2 separate regions of the Homo sapiens genome follow, and region 1 is linked to region 2. A link is an interaction called in ENCODE POLR2A ChIA-PET data of the cell type or tissue named here. Cell type or tissue: HepG2. All regions are shown on one strand. Links, peaks and the distances in the headings refer to the core of each region. The heading gives the core; the rest is flanking DNA.

The links. ChIA-PET counts read pairs that join two places held together with the same protein. Peaks named below come from ENCODE experiments on the same cell type or tissue, not always from the same donor. Only the 100,000 strongest peaks of a DNase experiment are listed, where the experiment ranks them.
Region 1: POLR2A ChIA-PET joins it to region 2 with 5 read pairs; 5 of 35 experiments call an interaction of 5 or more read pairs at or near these places.

What each region holds. Positions count from the first base shown.
Region 1 is chr17:42,156,607-42,168,857 of GRCh38, reverse strand. It overlaps KCNH4 (potassium voltage-gated channel subfamily H member 4), which reads left to right. Exons shown (of 17, transcript NM_012285.3): 10 at 2,312-2,561; 11 at 3,165-3,409; 12 at 4,690-4,728; 13 at 4,900-5,252; 14 at 5,524-5,630; 15 at 6,537-6,610; 16 at 8,423-9,127; 17 at 11,740-11,967. The coding sequence ends at 8,818. RAB5C-AS1 (RAB5C antisense RNA 1) reads right to left here. Exons shown (of 3, transcript NR_187282.1): 3 at 11,935-12,251. Among named protein-coding and RNA genes, the nearest start is that of RAB5C, 7.7 kb to the right of the region's middle. RefSeq lists an enhancer at 8,740-9,410. In HepG2, for the core only: CTCF peaks have their summits at 5,629 (motif pointing left) and 6,486; a DNase peak (open chromatin) is centred at 5,617; H3K27me3 peaks cover 223 bases.
Region 2 is chr17:42,044,769-42,057,019 of GRCh38, reverse strand. The region is part of intron 2 of ZNF385C (zinc finger protein 385C); the gene reads left to right. It overlaps C17orf113 (chromosome 17 open reading frame 113), which reads left to right and starts at 6,419. Exons shown (of 3, transcript NM_001358661.2): 1 at 6,419-6,463. RefSeq lists an enhancer at 5,140-5,641 and silencers at 6,261-6,330, 6,411-6,610. In HepG2, for the core only: a CTCF peak has its summit at 6,383; DNase peaks (open chromatin) are centred at 6,419 and 7,000; H3K4me3 peaks cover 2,022 bases.

The DNA.
Region 1 (12,251 bases), core at 1,645-9,644, 110 kb before region 2:
GGAGCTTGCAGTGAGCCGAAATTGTGCCACTGCACTCCAGCCTGGGCGGCAGAGCGAGACTCTGTCTCAAAAATAAAAATAAAAATAAAAATAAAAAAATAAATAAATAAAATAAAAGGGAGGCAAACAGGGCCCGGGGGGTGAGGTATTGTTCACAAGGGCACACATTTGCCCAAAATACAAATTCTTGCTTCTTTTCTTTTTTTCTTTTTTCAAGAAGGAGTCTTGCTCTGTCGCCCACGCTGGAGTGCAGTGGTGTGCTCTCAGCTCACTGCAACCTCTGCCTCCCAGGTTCAAGGAATTCTTCTGCCTCAGCTTCCTGAGTATCTGGGATCACAGGCACCTGCCACCATGCTCGGCTGATTTTTGTATTCTTAGTAGAGACGGGGTTTCACCATGTTGGTCAGGCTTGTCTCGAACTCTTGACATCGTAATACACCTGCTTCAGCCTCCCAATTTGCTGGGATTACAGGCGTGCACCACCACAGCCGGCCAAATTCTTGTTTCTTTGCACTTGAATAAGGGAATGAAAGAGCTCAGGGCCCAGCTGATGCGACTCTCCCTTCTGCCAACATTTCCTGAGTGCCTGCTTTGGGCCAGCCTTGGTGCTGGGCACAGAGAGCTTAGAGATGATGACACTTAGCCCTGGCCCTCAGGGAGACCCAGAGTATTGAGGGAGGCAGAAAGATGAACAGAGAGTGCCGCGCTGAATGGGGCTGTAAAGGAGGGATGTCGGTGCCTTCAGGTCCTCATTGTGCCTGGGTGGGGAGGAGTCAAGGAAGGTGGCAATGCCAGGTAGAAATGGCCTTAGGGACACAGGCCAGAAGTGATGGCACAAAAGAGCAGAGTGAGCGCTTTAGGGAACTGAAAGCGGCTCAATAAGCCCGCAGGAATGGGCATGTGAGTGCTGCGGAGGGAGAAGGCAGGGCAGGAAGGCACGACATGGGCTGGGAGGCAGCAGGCCCAGCTCAGGGATGGCCTAGAATTTAGATTTTATCCTGCTTAATGTTTAGACTGGGGAGTGGTGTGGGGATCTTGGAGGGAATGGGTTGGTGAGGTATCTCTGAGGATGGGATCTGTGGGACGTGGTAATCTCCTGCTGGTTGCAAGAGAGGAGCTCAGAGTGACTCCCAGTTTTCTGGCTTAGGCCAAGGGTGGGGATGGAGGCATAACAGGGGGAAGATGGGCTTTGGGATGAAGGTGAGAGTCCCGGGTCAGACCAAGAGGAGGGTATAGTGCCTGGGGGAGGTCCAGAGAGAGGCTGCCCGGTAGGTAGATGGGAATCAGCTCTTGGCTGGGTGCGGTGGCTCATACCTGTAATCCCAGCACTTTGGGAGGCTGAGGCGGGCAGATCACCTGAGGCTGGGAGTTTGAGACCAGCCTGGCCAACATGGTGAAACCCCGTCTCTACTAAAAATACAAAATTAGCTGGGCGTAGTGGTGCGTGCTTGTAATCCCACCTACTCGGGAGGCTGAGGCAGGAGAATTACTTGAACCTGGGAGGCGGAGGTTGCAGTGAGCTGAGATCGTGCCACTGCACTCCAGCTTGGGTAACAGAGTGAGACTCTGCCTCAAAAAAAAAGAAAAAAGAAATCAGGTCTGGACCCAGAGTTAGGGCTCAGGGCACTCAGGTAGTAGGGAAGCCATGGGGCCAGTTGCCATGATGCAGGGAGAGTGTGGAAAGTGAGAGTCCAGGGTGTTGGCTGAGGAAGAGGAGCCTGAGAGGAAATGAGGAAGTAAGCAGTGGGAGGAACCAGGAGGGAACCCTTCACAGGAGCCCAGGGGGACCAAGGGGAGAGTTCAACAAGCCAGGGTGGCCAAGGGGCTCCATATGAGGATGTGAACATGCAGTGTGGCCATAAGAGGTCATTGGTAGTGCCCATGGTCTAATAACAACTCTGCATTTTACAGACTGAGATACAGACTGGGATACTGAGGCCCAGCGAGCGGAAATGGGTTGCCCAAGGTCCACAGGGACTTAGGAGCCGAGCTGACTCCTGGTCTCCTGACTCCCAGTTGAAGGCTGACCCCCAAGTGATGGCTTCTGAACGATGGGGTTAAGTGACCAGCATGTAGCCACAGGCAGGGAACTGATGGGAGAAGACCTGGTCTCTGCCCCTGAAATTGGGTTGTGAGGTACATGCAGCAAGCAAAATTGAGGTTAGACACAGAGGTTGTACTGAAGGTCTGGAATGGGTGACTTCAAAGCAAGGGCAAGAGGAATTCTCTCTTTGAAGACAGCTCAGCACATTTGTAGACTCAAGTAGTAGCTGCAGGGGGATGGCCAGAATGACCTATGCCCCTTATGCAGTTACTGCGTGACTTCCCAGACGAGCTGAGAGCTGACATTGCTATGCACCTGAATCGGGAGATCCTGCAGCTGCCGTTGTTCGGGGCAGCGAGCAGGGGCTGCCTGCGGGCCCTATCGCTGCACATCAAGACCTCGTTCTGCGCTCCGGGCGAGTACCTGTTGCGCCGTGGGGATGCCCTGCAGGCACATTACTATGTCTGCTCCGGCTCGCTTGAGGTGCTCCGAGACAACATGGTGCTGGCCATCCTGGGTAAGGACACCGTCACCCTCTACTACCTACCCTGGAACCACCCCCCGCAACCCCCACTGAGGACTTGGGAATGGCCAGGATTCTAGGGAATGGGATACCCCTCGTGGATACCTACAGTTCCTGCTGAGGAGTACTCTCTCGGTCCCTCCGCCCTACGACCATCGCCTTTAGACAATTCCCCCTAATCCCCTTGGGCATCCCTCAACCCATCAACCCTTCCCGGTGACTGTCCCCCAGCTCAATTGATCCTTTCCCATTGCTCCACTTCCCAACCCCATTGACCTTTCCCCAGTGACCCTAAACTCCATTCACTTTTACCCTCTAACTGACCTGACCCCTCCGGCCATTGTGATTTTTATCACCCAATTCCACTGATCGTTCCTCTGGCCCTACTCACTCCCACTGACTGTCTCCCAGCCTTACCAGTCATTCTGCACTGACCTTTTCCCAATTCCATTGGTTATTTCCACCAATCCCATTGACTGGCCCACCTTCAACCATCCTTCAAACACACTGACCACCCCTCAAATCCACTGAGCACCTCCAGCTGATATCCTTTCGTTCTCACTGCCCCAGCTGACTGTCCCCATCCCTTACCTACAGGGAAGGGGGACCTGATTGGAGCAGATATCCCTGAGCCGGGGCAGGAGCCTGGGTTGGGAGCAGACCCAAACTTCGTGCTAAAGACCAGTGCTGATGTGAAAGCTCTGACCTACTGTGGCCTGCAGCAGCTGAGCAGCCGAGGGCTGGCTGAGGTCCTGAGGCTCTATCCTGAGTATGGGGCTGCCTTCCGGGCTGGCCTGCCCCGGGACCTCACCTTCAACCTGCGCCAGGGCTCTGACACCAGTGTATGTACACCCCTGATGACCGCCATCCTTCCAGAGTCCCTTCCTCCAAAGCAGACCTCCCCAGCCTGAGAGTCCCATGAACCTCCCTCCACCCTAAAAACACATGCCTGAAGCCCAGGCACCCTCCTCCATTGCCCCTTACCTGCTTCATACCTTCCAACCCCGCTGACACTACACTGGCCATCACCCAGGCCCCTGGCCGTCTCTCATCGCCATCTACTCCCAACTCTACTGCCCCATCTCCTGCTGACCACCCCTCAGCCCCACCCCAGACTCCTGACTCCTTCAAAGGACCCTCCCTTTGTTTTTGTTTTTGTTTTTTTGGGTTTTGTTTTTTTTTTTTGAGACGAAGTCTTACTCTGTCGCCCAGGCTGGAGTGCAGTGGCGCGATCTTGGCTCATCACAACCTCTGCCTCCTGGGTTGGAGCAATTCTCCTGCCTCAGCCTTCCGAGTAGCTGGGATTACAGGTGTGTACCACCACACCCTGCTAATTTTTGTATTTTTAGTAGAGATAGCGTTTCACCATGTTGGCCAGGCTGGTCTTGAACTCCTGACCTCAGGTGATCCACCCACCTCGGCCTCCCAAAGTGCTGGGATTACAGGCATGAGCCACAATGCCCGGTCTTGTTTTCGTTTTTGTTTTTTTTTGAGACAGTCTGGCTCTGTCACCCAGCCTGGAGTGTAGTGGCGCCATCTCAGCTCACTGCAACCTCCGCCTCCCGGGTTCAAGTGATTCTCCTGCCTCAGCCTCCCAAGTAGCTGGGATGACAGGCATGCATGCCATGCCTGGCTAATTTTTATATTTTTAGTAGAGATGGGGTTTCGCCATGTTGGCCAGGCTGGTCTCGAACTCCTGACCTCAGGTGATCCACCCGCCTCAGCCTCCCAAAGTGCTGGGATTACAGGCGTGAGCCACCATGCCCAGCCAGGCTCCTCCCTTTAGAAACAACCCCCTCATGTGCTCCTCTTTCAAGCCCCTCTCTGGACGGGGCATCATGCCCTGGGGGTTCCTCTTCTCTCACCAAATGTCTCCTGAGTCCACTTTGTTTTAGGCTCTGGGCCAGGCCTGTACATTACACCTTGGGCCTTGGTCTTTTGCTGCTTTTCAGTCTCACTTTGATATGCAGTGTTTGTTTGAGTTAGGGTTATAGTTTCTGACTCAGCTCCACAAAAGACTCCACATTCTCAACCCCATAACACTGTTGGGTGGGACAGGGAGGGTCTGCGCTATGGCCGCGGGAAGGCAGGAATCAGCTTGAACTCTCCTATGTCCCCACAGGGCCTCAGCCGCTTTTCCCGATCCCCTCGCCTCTCCCAGGTAACACCCACTTCCTGGGTGGGGTTGAATTGCCCTGGGGAGAGGGTGAGATGGGTAGCAGCATCCCCCTTTCCATGGATGGGGAGCTGCATCCGCCGGCGAAGGCTCTTACTTAATGAAGGGGTCTGTTGTTCACTGTCCTGCGACATCAGCTGCCCCCTCTGCCCGCAGCCCCGCTCAGAAAGCCTCGGCTCCTCCTCAGACAAGACGCTGCCATCCATCACAGAGGCCGAGAGTGGCGCGGAGCCTGGGGGTGGTCCCAGGCCCCGACGGCCCCTCCTGCTGCCCAACCTCAGCCCAGCACGGCCTCGGGGCTCCCTGGTCAGCCTTTTGGGCGAGGAGCTGCCCCCATTCTCAGCCCTTGTCTCCTCTCCTTCCTTATCCCCATCCCTGTCCCCTGCCCTGGCTGGCCAGGGCCACAGTGCCTCCCCTCACGGCCCCCCCAGGTGCTCTGCTGCCTGGAAGCCCCCTCAGCTTCTCATTCCCCCACTGGGAACCTTTGGACCTCCGGACCTCAGTCCCCGGTGAGACGCCAGCCTCCCCTGCTTTCCCAAAACCCCTATTGGCTTCCAGAACCTTCTCTGGGCTCTATCCCTGGCGTTCCAAACAGTGCTACATTCCGTCTCTGCCCGTGTGCCCACCGCACCCTTCCAACCACAGCTTGCAACCCCAACCCACTTTGACTGCTGCTCTTGCTCCGCCCCCTGGCACTGCTGCCCCCAGTCCCCCTCTGTCTGCTCTGCTCTGGCCCTTACCCTCACCCCATGGTGCTGATGAGCACTGCCCTGTTCCCAGGATAGTGGATGGCATTGAGGACTCTGGCAGCACAGCTGAGGCCCCTTCATTCCGATTCAGCAGGAGGCCTGAACTGCCAAGGCCCCGCTCCCAGGCGCCCCCTACAGGTAAGGGCCAACAGTGGACTTCAACCCCGTCATCCATCTGCCCATCCACCTGTCCATCCATCCCATATGTAGTAGGGGCCTACCATGTGCCAGGTGCCATCCTGGGAATACACAGATAAAACAGACCTGGCCCACGCTCTTGGAGTAAGTCTAGCAGGGAGACACCTCTGTACACAGATAAACAATTCCAGATGCTAAATACCATGACAGACAAGAACAGGACTCTGTGGTAGAAGAGGAAGGTGCTCACTCGACTTCCTTGCAGAGGAGGGGATGCTTGGGTTGCTTCTTAAAGGGTGGGTGGGATCTTGAAGAGTGGAGCAAAACAGTTATTGAGCTGGGCATGGTGGTTCATGCCTGTAATCCCAGTACTTTGGGAGGCTGATGAGGGTGGATCACCTGAGGTCAGGAGTTCGAGACCAGCCTGGCCAATATGGCAAAACCCCATCTCTACTAAAAATACAAAAATTAGCCAGGCGTGGTGGTGCACACCTGTAATCCCAGTTACTCGGAAGGCTGAGACAGGAGAATTGCTTGAACCTCGGAGACAGAGGTTGCAGTGAGCTGAGAGCACACCACTGCACTCCACCCTGGGCAACAGAGTGAGACCCCATCTCAAAAAAAAAAACAAAAACAATTGTTGAAAGGCATGAAAACCAGAGGGATGCTGTGTTCAGACACCAAAGAGAAGCTCCGTACCAAGATGGGGCAAGGGGCAGGATGAGGCTGGAGAGTTACACAGGGGCCTCAGAACCAGGCTAAGGAGTTTAGGTTTCCCATCTTACAGACCCTAGAGCTTTGTCTCCCCCTGCTCTCCGCCTGCCCAATGACAGGAGGATTCCAGCCCAAGTTATAGGCTCAGGTATTAATGCTCCATGAACTCACCTGCATCCCTTCACCCTGCAGGGACCAGGCCCAGCCCAGAATTGGCCAGTGAGGCTGAGGAGGTGAAGGAAAAGGTTTGCCGGCTGAACCAGGAGGTGGGTTGGGGCTGGCTCAGAGACGTGCCTGATATAACAGCATTTCAGACCCTACACGTGGCTCACTTGAGGTCAGGAGTTTGGGACCAGCCTGGCCAACATGATGAAACCCTATCTCTGCTAAAAAATACAAAAATTAGCCAGGCACCTGTAGTCCCAGCTACTCTGGAGGCTGAGGCAGGAGAATCGCTTGAACCTGGGAGGCGGAGGTTGCAGTGAGACAAAATTGCGCCATTGCACTCCAGCCTGGGCGACAGGGCAAGACTCTGTCTCAGAAAAAAAAAAAAAAAAAAAAGAGAGAGATATTCACGCTAGCTAGATGACCTTGGGCAAGTCCCACAACCACTCTGAACTTAAACCTTGGGCAAGTCCCACAACCGCTCTGAACTTAAACTTCCTCATCTAAAATGGGGAAATAGTAATATGTGCTTCCCAGAGTTTTAAGGATGAAATGAGAGTGCATATGTGCCTGGTCCAATCCCTGGCATGTCATAGGCACTCCGTACCAGTTGGTTTCCTTCCTCCCCGACTGGCTCAAGTTTCCCAGCCTGATAAGAGCATCTCTTCTCCCTCCACCACTGTAGGACTCTTTCCTGCCCAGGCCCTACCTCTTTCCCTTACCCCAGCCGTGGGTAATGAGTGCTAAGCAGATGCAGGGGCAGGGGACAGGGAGGCTGAGAGGCCTTCAGGCCTGGGGGACCTGGATCCAGATGTCTGAACTCTGTCCAGGAAGAACCTAGATTCTATATGCTGAGGCTCAGCCTCTGCCTCCTCCCCAAGGGATCTCAGAGTTGTCACCGCAGAGCAACCAGGCCCAGCCCCTGGGAGCCAGCCTTCCCTGTGTTCTGATAAACATCGGGCATCCCAGAGGGGCGGTGCCTGGGCTGTTTCAGGCCCTGGGGCCTGAGCGGGGCTGGCTCTTGTTCAGCAAGCTTGAGGGCAAGTCCGCTCAAGGCCTCAGGCATCCCTCAATTCTAGGCCAGTGGTTCCCAAACAAGTATCTGTCAGAACTACCTGATAGGCCGGGCGCGGTGGCTCATGCCTGTAATCCCAGCACTTTGGGAGGCTAAGGTGGGTGGATCACGAAGTCAGGAGATGGAGACCATTCTGGCTAACACGGTGAAACCCTGTCTCTACTAAGAATACGAAAAAAATTAGCCGGGCGTGGTGGCACACACCTATAGTCTCGGCTACTTGGGAGGCTGAGGCAGGAGAATCTCGTGAACCCGGGAGGCGGAGCTTGCAGTGAGCTGAGATCGCGCCATTGCACTCCAGCCTGGCAACAGAGTGAGACTCCATCTCAAAAAAAAAAAAAAAAAAAAAAAAAGAAAAAGAAAAAAGAACTACCTGACAACCTATTAAATGCAGATTTCTGGGCCTCTTAGGATTGGGAATGTCTGGGGCGGAGCCCAGAAATGTGCCTTTTCAAAAGTTTCTTAGTTGATTCTCTAGTCGCTGAAGTGTGAAAAGCACTGATAGAGACCCTTGAGCTTGTGTGATGGGATCAGCTGAGAATAATAAGGCTGTCACTTCACAGATGTGTGGCCTCTTTGAGCACATTTTTTAACATCTTGGGAAAGCTCGCGCGCGCGTGTGTGTGTAGGGGAGGAATAGCAATATCTGCTGCCCCAAATCCTTTCTGGAAAGAGACTGGGGCATTTTCCATCTAGGCAAAAATAACCCTCATCCTGCCTTTTTCCCAGGGTGGCCATGAGCAGAAAGTGGCTGCGAAAGAGCTTTGTAAACTGGAGAGGGGGGTGCACCTTGTTATTACTGTGGCACCTGTGAAACAACTCGATGTGTTTTCAACAGATCTCTCGTCTCAATCAGGAGGTGTCTCAGCTTAGCCGGGAGCTGCGGCACATCATGGGCCTGCTGCAGGCCAGGCTGGGTCCCCCAGGCCACCCAGCAGGCTCCGCTTGGACCCCAGACCCTCCTTGTCCACAGCTGAGGCCACCATGCCTCTCTCCTTGTGCGTCCAGACCACCACCCAGCCTCCAGGATACTACGCTTGCTGAAGTTCACTGCCCAGCCAGTGTGGGGACCATGGAGACAGGGACTGCGCTCCTGGACTTGAGACCTTCCATATTGCCCCCCTACCCCTCAGAGCCTGACCCTCTGGGACCCTCTCCAGTGCCAGAGGCCTCACCCCCAACCCCAAGCCTCTTGAGGCACAGTTTCCAGTCCAGGTCAGACACGTTCCACTGACCCTGGCCCAGGGCCCAGGCCTGTCTGGGGTGGGCGCTGCCGCTCACCACTCAGGGAGGACCTGGGCCCCTTGGCTTCCTGCCTTGGGGTCAGCAGCCACCAGCTGGCCTGGTTGGCTCTGGATTTCTGGACTTTTTAATGAAGCGTGGTTACCTCTGACGCTATTCCCTTTTCCAAGCCTTCCCCAACCTCCCCCTCTGTGAGGGGAGCCACCTGAGGGCTGTGGAACCCAGCAGGCATGAGATGAACCGCAGTGCCCATTGGGCTGGGCAGATGAGATCCTACTTTCTCCCCAGGACCTGGAGGCAGGTAGAGATGGGGGAGCAGAGGGGATGGGCAAGGGACCCAGCTCCAGCCTAGGACATGAAGGGAAGACCAGACAGGATCTTAGCGTCTATAGCAAGAGAGACAGGTTGTAGGATTTTGCCTGAAGATAGCTTAGTGATATTGTGAGGTCTTCTGTCTCAGCCCCTGGGTCTCTGCTGAAGACCTTAAGAGCAATGTTACCTAGAGAGGGGTAGGTTTGAGATGTTGCTTGGAATTTGAGCAACCCATGATTTCTTAGGCCGCCCACCATGAGCCCAGGCTGGAGAGGCTCACCTCATCCCACAGCCCACACAGGAAACAAACGGATGGCTCCAGATATGTACTCTTCGGCTCGCGCAGCATTATTTTCAAAATATGAGTTAGTTCCAATATTAAAAATGAGACAGGGCCAGGTGCGGTGGCTCACGCCTGTAATCCTAGCACTTTGGGAGGCCAAGGCAGGCGGATCACCTGAGGTCAGGAGTTCGAGACCAGCCTGACCAACATGCAGAAACCTCATCTCTACTAAAAATACAAAATTAGCCGGGCATGGTGGCACATGCCTGTAATCGCAGCTACTCGGGAGGCTGAGGCAGGAGAATCGCTTGAATCCGGGAGGCGGAGGTTGCAGTGAGCCAAGATCGCACCACTGCACTCCAGCCTGGGCGACAGTGAGACTCTGTCTCAAAATAAAAAAAAGAGACAGGTTATATAGGAATACAGATATTCCAATTTCTCTACAAAATGTAGCACTGGGCACAGTGGTTCATGCCTATAATCCCAGCCCTTTGGGAGGCCGAGGTGGGAGGATCGCTTGAGTCCATGAGTTTGAGATCCACCTGAGCAACATAGCGAGACCCTATCTCTATAAAAAAAATATATATATATATATTTTTTTATAGACGGAGTCTCACTCTGTCACCCAGGCTGGAATGCAGTGGTGCAATCTCAGCTCACTACAAGCTCCGCCTCCTGGGTTCATGCCATTCTCCTGCCTCAGGCTCCCAAGTAGCTGGGACTACAGGCGCCCGCCACCACACCCGGCTAATTTTTTGTATTTTTAGTGGAGACAGGGTTTCACCATGTTAGCCAGGATGGTCTCAATCTCCTGACCTCCTGATCCGCCTGCCTCGTCCTCCCAAAGTGCTGGGATTACAAGTGTCAGCCACCGCACCCAGCCTATAAAAATATTTTTTTTTTTTTGAGACGGAGTCTCACTCTGTCGCCCAGGCTGGAGTGCAGTGGTGCAATCTCGGCTCACTGCAAACTCCGCCTCCCGGGTTCACGCCATTCTCCTGCCTCAGCCTCCCGAGTAGCTGGGACTACCGGCGCCTGCCACCACGCCCAGCTAATTTTTTTGTATCTTTAGTAGAGACGGGGTTTCACCATGTTAGCCAGGATGGTCTCGATCTCCTGACCTCATGATCCACCTGCCTCGGCCTCCCAAAGTGCTGGGATTATTTTGAAAAATATTTTTCAAAATATTTTTCAAATTAGCCAGGTGTAGGCTGGGCATGGTGGCTCACGCCTGTAATCCCAGCACTTTGGGAGGCCGAGGCAGGTGGATTACCTGAGGTCTGGAGTTCGAGACCAGCCTGACCAACATGGAGAAACCCCATCTCTACTAAAAATACAAACATTAGCTGGGATGGTGGTGCATGCCTGTAATCCCAGCTTCGCGGGAGGCTGAGGCAGGAGAATCGCTTGAACCTGGGAGGTGGAGGGTGCAGTGAGCCGAGATCGTGCCATTGCTCTCAAGTCTGGGCAATAAGAGTGAAACTCCACCTCAAAAATAAATAAATAAATAAATAAAAATTAGCCAGGTGTAGTGGTGAGTGCCTGTGGTTCCAGCTACTCCAGAAGCTGAGGTGGAAGGATGACTTGAATCCAGGAGTTCAAGACCAGCCTGGGCAACATAGCAAGACACCCCCCCCACCCATCTCTATACAAATTAAAAAATTAGCCAGGTGTAGTGGTGTGTGCCTGTGGTCCCAGCTACTCTGGAAGCTGAGGTGGGAGGATCTCTTGAGCCCAGGAGGTTGAGGCTGCAGTGAGCAGTGATCACACCACTGCACTCCAGCCTGGGTGACAGAGTGAGACCCTGCTCAAACAAAACAAAACAAAAAAAACCTCAGGACATCAGGCTACCGTGGGCCAACATTCCATCTGGCAATAACTGGCAATCAGCTGGGCTGGGTGGCCACTGTCCTCTTTAGATGGGATCTGCTCTGCACTCTACTTCGCAGTCACCACGTTTCTTGATCATCTCCCGACACCCAGCTAGCTTCCCTTGTTTGAAATTTTTGTTTGGTCTCTGTGGGTATTTGAGTTCTCAAAACTTGAGTGTCCATCAGAACTACCTGAGATCCTATTAAAACGCAGATTCTGCCAGGCGCGGAGGCTCAAAAAAATAAAAAAATAAAAAGCAGATTCCTGGGCCTCATCCAATTTGGAATGTCCGGGGTGGAGCCCAGGGGTTGAGTTTGCAACCTCTGCCTTACCTAACAGTGTGTTCCCAGGTCCCTGTGCCCAACAGGTGCTTTTTGGGCCCAGTAATGTCTGCTTCTACTCCTAGGCGTGGGTCTGTCAACATCTCTGTTTCTGTCTCTCTGCAGGCTGTCTCTCAAGGTGGTCTCTTCTGCTGCTAGCAACTCAAAAATCCCAACAGCACTCCCTATCCTTTCCCTGACCCCAGACCGCTGCCAAGCCTGTTCTCCCCCATTACAACATGGTCTCACTCAGGGCCTGGACTGCTCCAAAACTCGCCCAGGTCTCCAGCTCTCCTCTACCACCCAACACCCTGGGCTCACTTTTGGATAGGAAATAAACTCTTTATTTTTGTAGTTATTGGCTCTGGGTGTTTCTGGGGGTTACTCTGAGAGCCCCAGGGCTTTGGAGGAGCCAACACAGCAATCACTCCCCACCCTCACCTTCGTTGTACCCCAGGGCCCAGTTGCTATCTCTAGGAAGGGCAGAGGCACCAGCCAATCTACTTGGCACCACATTCACACCACCAGGGGCCCCAGGGTTGAGGAAGAAACTTAATTAGTCACTATGGGCCTATTATACCCCCTTCTCTCCCCTGCACCCCAGTCACAGCCATGTATGCACACAGTATGTGGGAAGG
Region 2 (12,251 bases), core at 2,781-10,780:
TGACTACAGGCATGTACCATCATGCCTGGCTAAATTTTTTTTTATTTTTAAAAAGTTTTGTAGAGATAGGGTGTATTAGTCCATTTTCATGCTGCTGATAAAGACATACCAGAGACTGGGCAGTTTACAAAAGAAAGAGGTTTAATGGATTCACAGTTCCACATGGCTGGGGAGGCCTCACAGTCATGACGGAAGGTGAAAGGCACGTCTCACATGGTGGCAGACAAAAGAATGACAGCCAAGTGAAAGGGGTTTCCCCTCATAAACCCATCAGATCTCGTGAGACTTTTTCAGTACCATGAGAACTGTATGGGGGAAACTGCCCCCATGATAGTCATCTCCCACTGGATCCCTCCCACAACATGAGGGAATTATGGGAGCTACAATTCAAGATGAGATTTGGATGGGGACACAGCCAAACCATATCACAAGGTCTTGCTATGTTGCCCAGGCTGGTCTCAAACTCTTGGCCCCAAGCAATCCTCCCACCTCAGCCTCCCAAAGTGCTGGAATTACAGGTGTGAGCCCTTGCACCCAGCCCCAGGTTTCTGGCTCTAAATTCTATCTCACACTCCTCTCTGATGCCCTGCTGAGGAGAACAGCATATATTAGGAGCAACTGAGCCATGTTTGAGAATGGGGAGGAGTATGGCCCAGAGAGGGCAGGCTGTCCCAACAGATGATTCCACAAATGCTCGGGACCCATGGCCACTCCTCTGCCCTGTCCCTTGGTGTGCTCAACTGAAAAATGGGGAGATGCCAGCCATCTGGCTAGGGATGGGGAGACTAGCTTCTTAAGGTCAACCAGTCCCTCCCTTGTCTCTTGGTAGAAAGAACCCAGTCATCCAATTCAGAGTGGGCCTGCCCCATGGCATCCATTGCAACATGACACAAGAGGGGAGAGGAGGGCATTTCTGAAATGACTTAAGCTCTGGCTTGCTGAAATGGCCTGAAGAACCTTAGTCAGGGAGTGCAAGGTAGACAGTACGGGGGACAGGTTAGCAGAGATCGAGTCAGACTATAGTGGATTTCAGGGCCAAGAAGGCTGCAGCTACACTACATGTCCCTGTGCCTTCCAGCGGGAGAGGGGTAGTGGTAAGAGTGGCAGGCCAAATCTAGGCTCCCCTACTCTGCATCCTCAGACCTCCCCTAGCTCCTGTTTGAATCGGTCCCTCCATCCCCTTTCCAAGTCTTTGACTGCAGAAGCCTCTGGCTGCATCCTGGGCCCCAGAGATCAAAGACCTTGAGCTCAAGTCACGCCTGAGTCACTGGCTTGATGAGCTTCTCACCCCCACTCCCTGCAGATGGATTAATTTCAGTCCCATCAGGAGGCCCCGGAAGCCCTCCAGCCTGTCTCCCATCCTTCGGTATCTCCCTGGGTTGCCGTTTTCTCCCCAGTCACGGCCTCCCACACACATACTGAGGCCTTTGGGTGCATGCTGCAAAGAAACTGTGCTCCCCCAAGGCCACTGAGAAGTTCTTCTTGCAGTCTGACCTGCCTCTGCCTCCTGCTGCTATTCTCCCTTGGTGGCAGGTGACAGAAGTGCCCCACGCTCTTCCCGAATGTCATCACATCCCCCTCCCCCAGGTGTGACCCTGACCATTGGCATCCCCCTCCCCCAGGACCACCAGGAAAAGCAAGGCTGTCTGGGTACAGAATTAGGGGGCTTAGCTCAGATCCCTGCCCTGGAAGAAGACAAAGATTCTGTCTGTGTCTCTGGGTGGGTTAATTAGCTCTGGGCTTGAGTTTCCTTCCTCTCCCCACACAAACAACTCCTCCCCCCAGAGCCCCTTCCTAACAAACCTGTTTTCAGGAGCTGCCGCTGCCAACCCCTCCCAGATCTTCTTTGTGAATGTTGGCTGCTCCAGAGATTACAGGTTATTGTCTGGTGGAGACAGGATGCTGAGGGGGTCGGGGGCTAGCATCGGGACCTGGGCTTGGATGTAGGACTGGATCCAGCTGTGGGCTGGCTGCCTCCTTCCCCCACTCCACCCCCTCCCAGCCACCAGGTGCTCAGGTCGGTAAAGAGCCAGCTTTTAGGAAGAGGAGGGAGAGGAAGGAGTGAATGGAGAGGAGAAGAATGGGGCTGGGGGATCTTGGGTGGGCATGGGAGGGGTGTCAGGAGTTGTAGTGGATCAGGCCGGGTGCTGTGGCTCACACCTGTAATCCTAACACTTTGGGAGGCCAAGGCAGGTGGATCATTTGAGGTCAGGAGTTCGAGATCACCCTAGCCAACATGGTGAAACCTCCTCTCTACTAAAAATACAAAAATTAGCTGGGCATGGTGGCAGGCACCTGTAATCCCAGCTACTCTGGAGGCTGAGGCAGGAGAATTGCTTGAACCCGGGAGGCAGAGGTTGCAGTGAGCCAAGATCTTGCCACTGCACTCCAGCTTGGGTGACAGGGCGAAACACTGCTTCAGAAAAAAAAAAAAAAAGAAGTTCTAGTGGATCAGATAAACTCCCTCCTCTCCTTCCTGGCATCGCCCAGATAGCAGATCCAAGGGTCCAGGTACTAGACTAACAGTGGCAAGACACCTGGATCCCTGCTCCCCAAACCCTGCATGGCCAGTGCTCTTTGATAAAGTGGCAACACCTCTCTGAGGCTCAGTTTCCTCTTCAGCAACAGCAGTTAAACATAAGGGGATGGTGAGGAGAGGATGAGTGAGGCTGGGCAGGAAAACGGGCTCCTGCAGCAGCAAGTCCTGAGGCAAGAGGGCGGCAAGAGCCATCCAGCAGGCAGAGCAGGACCAGCAGCTCCTCCTTCCCTGGAGGTCCCTGTGGACAAAGTCAGTCCTTCCAACCCTTCACTTCAGTGTAAGAGGCCCCAGGCAAGGGAATCCTCTGTGAGTAGGGGGTGAGGGATGCTCCCCGATATCCTCCCCCAGTTCTTGGTCTGCACATTTGCCCCCACACTTCTCCCCTGGGGGAAGAACATGCCCTGTTCTTTCCACCTGTGGTTGGGATGGGGGAAACCAGAGAATGGGCAGCTCCTTCCTGGCAAAGAGAGACAGGGCCCAGGAACGACGCTGCTTTCCAGGCAGAACCAGGAGTCCCTCCCTCGCGCCCTCCCCTCCTGTCCCTCACATCCCCCCCTTCCCTCTGTCACTCTGGCTGGGTTTCATTTGCTCCTCGTTCTGCACTCCGCGGTGGTGCCTCCAAAGGCAGAGAATGCTCTTGGGTGAGTGCTGATGACGCCCGGGCTGGGAAGTGGGGAGAGGGCTTAGGTGAGGGTGGTCCTCTCCCCTCTCCCCAGCCCAATCCTTTCCTGCTATAGTTGGCCCCCAAAAGTTGTCTCTCAGAGACACCAGTAGCCAGTTACTCTCAACCCTTTTCCCAGGTGCAGAGCTGGGCAGGGAAGCCCCCACTCTGGCCGAGAACAAAGGTGAAAGAAAGGGTAGGAATGCTGGGGAGCTGGAGGTCCACCCTGCGGGAAACAGGGGTGCTGGACATCTGGGCAGATGCCTGTCCAGGGAGCCCATGTCAAAGGTTCCTTGTATCAGACCTCACCTTTAACTGCCTCTGAGGGGCCAGGGGAGGGGGAGACGTCCGAGGGGAGTGAAGAGAGAGCTGTTACTGCAGCACAGAAAGAGAGGGAAGCAGACAGAGGGGGACAGAAATCAGGGTGCCTCCTCCCTGAGATCCAGCCACTGCACTGGGGTCCAAATCAATGCTCCCCTCCCCCTCTTTATCTGTGGTCTCCCAGCTCACCTCTCCACACAGACGGTTGCCTGGCCTTTTTTGAGGGAGACAGCCATCACCCATCAAAGGCTATTTGGGGGAACCCTTTCCTTGGGGGCAAGGGCCTGGAGGCAGTGCGACTGGGGGCAGAGTTTATGTTGTGATTGGGCTTTGGAGTCTTCCTCCAGCTTGGGGGCAGTCTGCACATCCTGAGTGCTAGATGACCCAGAAGTGGCTTGGGGGCTCTGGAGAATGTGGGGAGGAACCCCCTGGCCATGGTGGGAGTGGGCATGCAGTGGGTCTTGGCTCAACCTCTCACTCTCCACTTTGGCTCTCTCTCCCCTGGACTCCCATATTCTTCGCAGAGTTTGGGTTTTTATCCATGATAGAAATGGCAGTGTCATTATTTGAGATGTGTTGTGTGCAGGCATGTGCTTCTGGGAGGACCCTATTGTCTGCCCCGTGACTTGGGGGTAGGGGGATGGGGAAAGAGTGGGAGAGAGACTCTGTTTGGAGATATGCTCTTTTAACTCCGATGCATTTAACTTTGTAAGGGGAGTGTGTGTGCACACCGGTCTCTGCATCTGCATATGGCTCTTTGTGTACATGCATCTATCTTTGTGAAGGTGTGTGCCACTGTGTGCCCATTGCTGTCCATGGTCTGTAACTGCATTTGTAGGAGTCTGTACGTTCATGTGCATCTGTCTCTCTGGGTATATGTATACACAAATATGTCTTTGTTGCTCGTGCCCATCTGTGTATGCATGCATGCTCTTGTGTGGCCAGTGTGCCTGCCTTTGCCTCCCAGCCAGCATGGGTATCTGTGTATCTTGGCATCAGTACCACCTCCATATGTATACACATCTCGTGTGTAGATAGAATACATGGTCTAAGTGTGGGGGGAGGTATGTATGTATGTGCCTTGATGTCTAAACCTGCCACTATCCATGGGTGATATGGGCCTCAGGTTGTGTGTCTCTGTGCTCGTGTGTGTGTGTCTGTCTGTCTGTCTTTTCCCATTATGGCAAAATAGCAGGATGTGGTTTTCCCAGATCTTCTCCCTTGGTGGCAGCCAGGGTGATGTTATTTCATAAGATTTCTGCTCTGTGCCCTGCCCCAGCCTCGGTTGGACCTTTGGGGGCAGCCTCTTCTTCTGTACTGGTCTGGCTTGCTCATACCTCTGACCACACCCCACCCTCTTGAGGCAGTTAGCTAATGAGCCATGGCTGCTCCAAGACACTTAAGGTGGCTGTTCCGCAGCAAAATGCCATCCAAGAAGACCTACCCCCAACCTGACCCTTTCAGGGTGCAGAATTCTAGACCTGAGGGCTGTGTGGTGCCACTCGGGGGCAGCTGTGGGGGCTGCAACATCTCCCTTCATTTGAGTGTAGCCAGGAGTCAGGCGGCCACACGTGTGTGTGCATGTGATTCGCGCTCCATCCCAGCAGCTCTGGGGCTGGGGTTCACAGTGAATGTCAGAGGCAGACGGTGGGTGGCACAGAGCAGTGCTGCATGGAGGATGCTGGGGCAGAGGAGTTCCCAGCAGCCACTGGTGGGGCTGGGACCTCAAATCAACATGCACCCTAGGCCTTTTGCAGAAGAGCAGCGTACCCAATTGTGAGGGGACTGGAAGGCATTTCTGGGTGACTTTGTGCTGTCTGGAAGGGGAGACTGGGTCATTGTCTGGACATGCCCTTGATCCACAGCAGCAGGCCAGCCCCCTCTCTGAATGGCCTCCACACCTAGCACCTCATTTGGTCTTCAGACCCATTTCTGTCCTGCCCTAGCCTCCTCCCCAAGTTGTAATTCCCACTTTACAGATGAGGAAACAGGCTCATAGCTAAGTGTCCAGTCCAAGGCCTCAGAGTTAAATATAACTGGAGCTCCATCCCAGGCCTCTGGACTCCACACCTCCACGTCTGCACATTCCTCTTGCAGGGAAGCTCCTCAATTCACCTCTCAGAGTAACGCAGACCGGGATGAGGGTCGGCTGTGTATCAGAGTTTTAGAAAAAGGTCACGCCAACCTCCCTCCCTCTTCCCCACTCTGTCAACCCCACTGCAAATAACTCACTAGGCTAAAACAATAAGCTTCCCAGTTCCAACTCCTCCGGAGGAGGCTTCCCACCAGGTGGGAAGGTCAAAATCCCCAGCATTCCCCTAGAGCCATCCAGCATCAGGCACTGCCCCCACCCACCCCAATTCTTCATGAACCTGCAGCGACCTGTCAACTTCCAGAGGAATCCTTGCTCTGCCATCCCACGGCCTGGAGTGCCCTTCCCCTAGTAAAAGTTCACTTACCCAGAATGCTGCGAACCCTAATTGACCCGCCCTGCAGACCTTCAGCTGGTCGCCCGCTCCTTCGTGATCCCAAAGCACTTGCTTCCAAACTCTCAGAACACTTTGCAGCCTCTACCGCGCTCTACCTGTCTGTGGCTTAGGCTGTGAGCCCCTCGAGGAACCCCGGATACATGCGCGGACCGAATGAACCCCGGCACCGCGCTGCCTGCGGTCTAGCCTCTGGCTCCTGCTGCCGCGCGTGGGGCGGCAGGGGCTGGGGGGTGGGGCCGGGGCCGGGCTGAGCGCGCTGGGCGGGAGGCGCCGCAGGTGGGCGCGGCCAGGTGAGCCCCGGGGGCGCCGCCCGCCCTGCCCGGGACCCTGGCCGGCGCTGGCTGCTGGCGCCTCTTCGCCCCCGTTGCCGCTAGTGGCTGCTGTCGCTCCGTGGAGCCCAAGGAGACCGCGGCCAGAGCGTCCACCGCCCAAGATGGTGGCTCCTGTGTCTCCGTGAGTGCGAGCGGACGGGGCGGGGGCGCCAGGCCGGGCTGGACGCCCCCTCCCGGAGCGGGCGGGACGGGCGGGCGGAGGCTCAGTGCCTCTGCGGGACCCACCGAGGGCTCTGTCACCGCGCGCCCCCCAGAGGAAGTTCCTCAGCCCTCCCCGTCCCAGCCCCCGGGAGGATGCGTGAGAAGAGGTGCAGGGGAGCCCCTTCTCACCAGGGCTGTCAGAGCAGGGGGCGCCCGGCCCTGTCTGCTGAGTGCTGGACTTCTCTTAGTGGGGTCCCAAAGCAAGGGGCCCCCAGGAGCCCGGGGAGGAGGCTCGGGACCCACATTCTGGGGCCACATGAATACTGTTTGAGGCTTACATGCCTTGGGGTCCTTGTCAAGTTGTTCCTGCTCCCATCCGGCTGGTCAGGGTGTGGAGAGAAATGAGAGGAGACCTGTGTCTGCAGCAAGTGTGCCCTCCTGGTCAGCCTTGGTCACAACTGGACCCATGGAGTTTTGTTTACACCTCACTCCACTCAGCCTGTTTCCTTGAGGTTGAGGTGGGGAGAATGTCAATGGAATTTGACCTGTTTATAGCAGCTCTGTCCAATAGAACTTTCTGGGATGATGTAAATGTGCTGTCCAATGCAATAGCCACTAGCCACATTGGCTACTAAGCACTTGAAAAGTGCCTAGTGTGAGCTGAATGCTAATGTTTTATTTAATTCTAAGTAATTTAAACAGCTGCATTTACAATAGCTGCAGTGGCCAGTGGCTGCTGTGTTGGACAGAGCCGTTTTAGAATCTCCACCTTCCTGGGCTCTACCTACCTGCCTTTTGTTCTGCAGAATGGGCAGGATAGGCAGCTTCGATGTACATGGAAAGGATCTGACAAAATTCCAGAAGGGCATCACCTTGCTTTTGCACCCCTCTGCCCCCATTCTGAGATCCTGTGCATAGTGGGCTGGGCAAGGTCATAGAATCACAGGATCTTGGGAGGAAAGGATGTCAAAGGCAGCTGTTTTAATCACCTAAAAGGTGCCCAAGGGCTGGCTCCACTGCCCTCTCTGCCTGGGAACCTGCTCTTTCTTATTCACTGCCCAACTGTGTGGTGCACTTGCTGGGTGTCAGGCACTGTACCCATCTCTGGGATTCAGACATGAAGAAGTTAGTTACCTTTCCTGCCCTCAGGGAACGTGCATGAGAAGGGGGGTGGAGAGAGGATGAAGCAAGAGAACTACACAGATAGAAGCAGAGATTTGTAATCTGTGGAGCATGGAATGGAGAGAACAAACAGGGAGCAATGACAGAAAAGAAGGGACTTCCTGGGAATGGATGGTTAAGCTAAGGCCAAAGGGGAAATGAAACAGGCCAGGTAAAGCATTGGGAGGGCAGCTGGGAATATTCTGGAAGAAGGGACAGCACGGGCAAAGGACCCGGGGGATGGGAACCTGGCACTCTGGAGGAACCCAGAGAGAAGGGTGGTGTTACTAGGAAGGAAGGGAGACACAAGTGGCCACCAGAGAGGTCAGTAGCCCTGGGCATTTGGCAGACCTCAAAGGAATTCTGGCACTGGCCTTAGAGGAGTGGGTGGTTGTGGAGGGGTCTAAAGCAGTATTTTTGTTTTTTTTTTTTTTGAGATGGAGTCTTGCTCTGTCTCCCAGGCTGGAGTGCGGTGGCATGATCTCGGCTCACTAAAGTGGTATATTTTTAAAAGCCCCCCTCTGGTTAAGAGAGGTTAAGAATGGAAACCCAGTGTGCAGTCAGGAAGCAACTGCACTCGTCCAGGCAAAAGATAAAGGTGGCCTGGACAAGGCCGCCAGGCAGTGGTGTGGAGAGAAGGGACAAGTTAGAAGTGGATTTTGGAGGAAGAATCAACAAGACCTATGGATGGAGCAGGTTCTGGATGTAGAAGAGAACAGGGATTGAAGGGCAGGTTTCTGGACAGGGCACCTAGGAAGAAGGATGGATTTCATTTCCTGAGACAGGGATGATTGGGAGAGGGGCATATTTGCTTTTGTTTTTGTTTTTAGAGACAGGGTCTCGCTGTGTCACCCAGGGTGGCTGGAGTACAGTGATGTGATCACAGTTCACTGCAGTCTCAAACTCGGGCTCAAGTGATCCTCCTGCCTCAGCTTCCCGAGTAGCTGGGACTATAGGCATATGCCACCATGACCGGCTAATTTTTTTTTTTTTTTTTTTGGTAAAGACAGGTTCTCCCTATGTTGCCCAGGCTGGTCTCAAACTCATGGGCTCAAGCAGTCCTCCCACCTCAGCCTCCCAAAAATGCTAGGATTACAGGTGTGAGCCACCACATCCAGCCAAGAATGGCATATTTATAAGGATAGATCAACAGTTCTGTCTAGGAACAGGCCGGGGAGGCAGCTGGATGGAGTGGTGTGGTGCCCAGGCTGGGTTTGTGTATTTCCCAGTGGTCTGCAGAGATGGTTCTGAAATGTTAGACAATTTGAAGTTGGGAAGGGGGGGAGGAGATGACCTCCAGAGGCCAAGGAGTGATGGACAGAGGAAGGAAAACCAAGGAACATGGGATCCTAGAAGCCAAGAGAAAAGAGGATTCCAAGGAGGGTGTGGTGAGCATCACCAAGTGCCACTCAAGAGTCCCAAGGGCCAGGCACGGTGGCTCACACCTATAATCCCAGCACTTTGGGAGGCTGAGGCGGGCAGATCACGAGGTCAGGAGTTCGAGACCAGCCTGACCAACACGGTGAAACCCTGTCTCTACTAAAAATACAAAAAATTAGCTGGGCATGGTGGTGCGCGCCTGTAATCCCAGCTACTCAGGAGGCTGAGGCAGGAGAATCGCTTGAACCCAGGAGGCGGAGGTTGCAGTGAGCCGAGATCACACCACTACACTCCAGACTGGGCAACAGAGCAAGACTCTGTCTCGAAAAAAAAAAAGTCCCAAGGAAGAGGGCCAAGAAGTTACGATTGCATCTGGCAGCCTTTCCTTGCACCAAACCAGCCGGCCCTGGAACTCTCCTCATCTGCCCTTGTTTTACCCACCTACTATGTGCTGGTTCCACACAGGGCACTGGTATACATGTCAAGTGGACAAGACAGTTACTGCAGTCTCAGAGCTTCAGATCGTCTAATTGGGCCAGGCGCCTGTAATCCCAGCACTTTGGGAGGCTGAGATGGGCGGATCATCTGAGGTCGGGAGTTCGAGATCAGCCTGGTCAACACGGTGAAACCCCGTCTCTACTAAAAATTCAAAAAAATTAGCCGGGGCCAGGCGCAGTGGCTCACACCTGTAATCCCAGCACTTTGGGAGGCTGAAGCGGGCGGATCACGAGGTCAGGAGATCAAGACCATCCTGGCTAACATGGTGAAACCCTGTCTCTACTAAAAATACAAAAAAATTAGCCGGGCATGGTGGCGGGCACCTGTAGTCCCAGCTACTCAGGAGGCTGAGGCAGGAGAATGGCGTGAACCCGGGAGGTGGGGTTTGCAGTGAGCCGAGATCGCGCCACTGCGCTCCAGCCTGGGTGACAGAGTGAAATTGCGTCTCAAAAAAAAAAAAAAAAAAAATTAGCCGGGCATGGCGGCATGTGCCTGTAATCCCAGTTACTTGGGAGGCTGAGGCGGGAGAATCGCTTGAATCCGGGAGGTGGAGATTGCAGTGAGCTGAGATCGCACCACTGCACTCTAGCCTGGGTGACACAGTGAAACTGTCTCAATTAAAAAAAAAAAAAAAGGAAAAAAAATATCATCTAATTGACAGTCTCAGAAACAAGAGTTCTTTCATGTGGCCAAAATGAATCCATTCATTTCTTTTTTAATGTGTTGGCATTGTTTTCTATTTTTATTTTATCTTTAAATGTTATTTATTTATCTTTTGGAGACTGGGTATTGCTGTGTTGCCCAGGCTAGTCTTGAACTCCTGAGCTCAAGTGATCCTCCTGCCTTGGCCTCTCGTATTTTTATTTTTAGTTTAAAATTTTATCTATTTATTTATTTTGAGACAGGTTCTCACAATTTTTCCCAGGCTGGAGTGCAGTGGCATGATCATAGCTCACTATAGCCTTGAACTCCTGGGCTCAAGTGATCTTCCCACCTCAGCCTCCTGAGTAGCTGGGACTACAGGCATACACCACCATGCCCAGCTAATTTTTTAAAAACATTTTATTTGTAAAGACAAGGTCTCCTTATGTTGCCCAGGCTGGTATGGAACTCCTGGGCTCAAGAGATCCTCCTACCTCAGCTTCCCAAAGTGCTGAGATTACAGGTGTGAGCCACCATGCCTGGCCCTTTCATTCTTTTAAACAACCAACTTTTACTGAGAGGTATCTGTGTGCCCAGCCCCAGACAGGGACTTACGAGATATGAAAATGAACAAACATGGTCTTGGCTTCTAGGAACTCAGTGCAGAGATATGTACAGAATCCCTGTATTCACCATATTGTGTCATGAAGACTCACGCATAGGGAGCTGTGGGGAACTAGAGGATGGCTACCAGCCCAGGTTGTGGGGATCAGCATGGCAGAAGGGATATCTGAGCTGCTCTCAGGCAATGAGTGGGAATTAGTAAGGAAAGAGGAGGGAGAGGGAATTCTAGGCTCAGAGGATGAAGGCAGGGACAAAGTAACAGCTTGGTGTCTACTGGGAATGCAAGCCTTCAGGATTGATTGGGCAGACAGGAATGGCGGGAGGCTCTATTAACAGAAGTATTCAGAGGCTGGGGAGGGCCTTGCTGGCTTGTGGTTAGGTGTGTAGACTTAGGCAGTGGGATATCAGTAAAGAGGTGGAAACTAGGGAGTGACACAGTTGGATCTATGTGTGAGCTTGCTGTCTCTGGCTGTTGGGTGAGGGATGAGTCTGGGGGAAATGACCATGCAGAGACCGAGGCAGCTGCAGTGATCGAGGTGATACCGTGAGGGCCTGAACTGGGCCAAGGCTAGGCAGCTGGAGGGAGAGAGACAGTACAGACCAGGGTCTCAGTACAGCCTTTGGGGTCAGGAGGTCACTCTGATTGAGCCTCAGCTACTTATTGCTTATGAATCCTGGAGCAAGCCAGTTAAAGTCACAGACCTCAGTTTTGTCCTCTCCAAAAGGATAATATCTCAGCCACAGAGAGTCATCTGGGTCTGACCCTGGATCGTTGTAAAGCACTTAGCACAGGGCCTCAGTTCACATTCCAGAAATGGTAGTTACATTTAGGCATGAAGACGAGGACACAGGTTGGAGAGATAATTAAAAGGTAGAGTTAAGGCCAGGCGCGGTGGCGCACGCCTGTAATCCCAGCACTTTGGGAGGCCGAGACGGGCGGATCACAAGGTCAGGAGATCGAGACCATCCTGGCTAACACGGTGAAACCCCGTCTCTACTAAAAATATAAAAAATTGGCTGGGCGCGGTGGCTCACGCCTGTAATCCCAGCACTTTGGGAGGCCGAGGCGGACGGATCACAAGGTCAGGAGATCGAGACCATCGTGGCTAACACGGTGAAACCCCGTCTCCACTAAAAATACAAAAAATTAGCCGGGCGTGATGGCGGGTGCCTGTAGTCCCAGCTACTTGGGAGGCTGAGGCAGGAGAATGGTGTGAACCCGGGAGGCAGAGCTTGCAGTGAGCCAAGATTGCGCCACTGCACTCCAGCCTGGGCCACAGAGTGAGCCTCTGTCTCAAAAAAAAAAAAAAAAAGGTAGAGTTGGCAGGTTTTGGCCAATGGCTGGACATGGCTTTTCAGTCCTGAACTGCTCATCCTGGCCTCGTGCCTGGGGAGGTGGCAGAGTGAGGGAGGTAGAGGCAACTGGCTAGCTGCCTTCAGTCTGAGGCCCCAGGTCTGGGCTA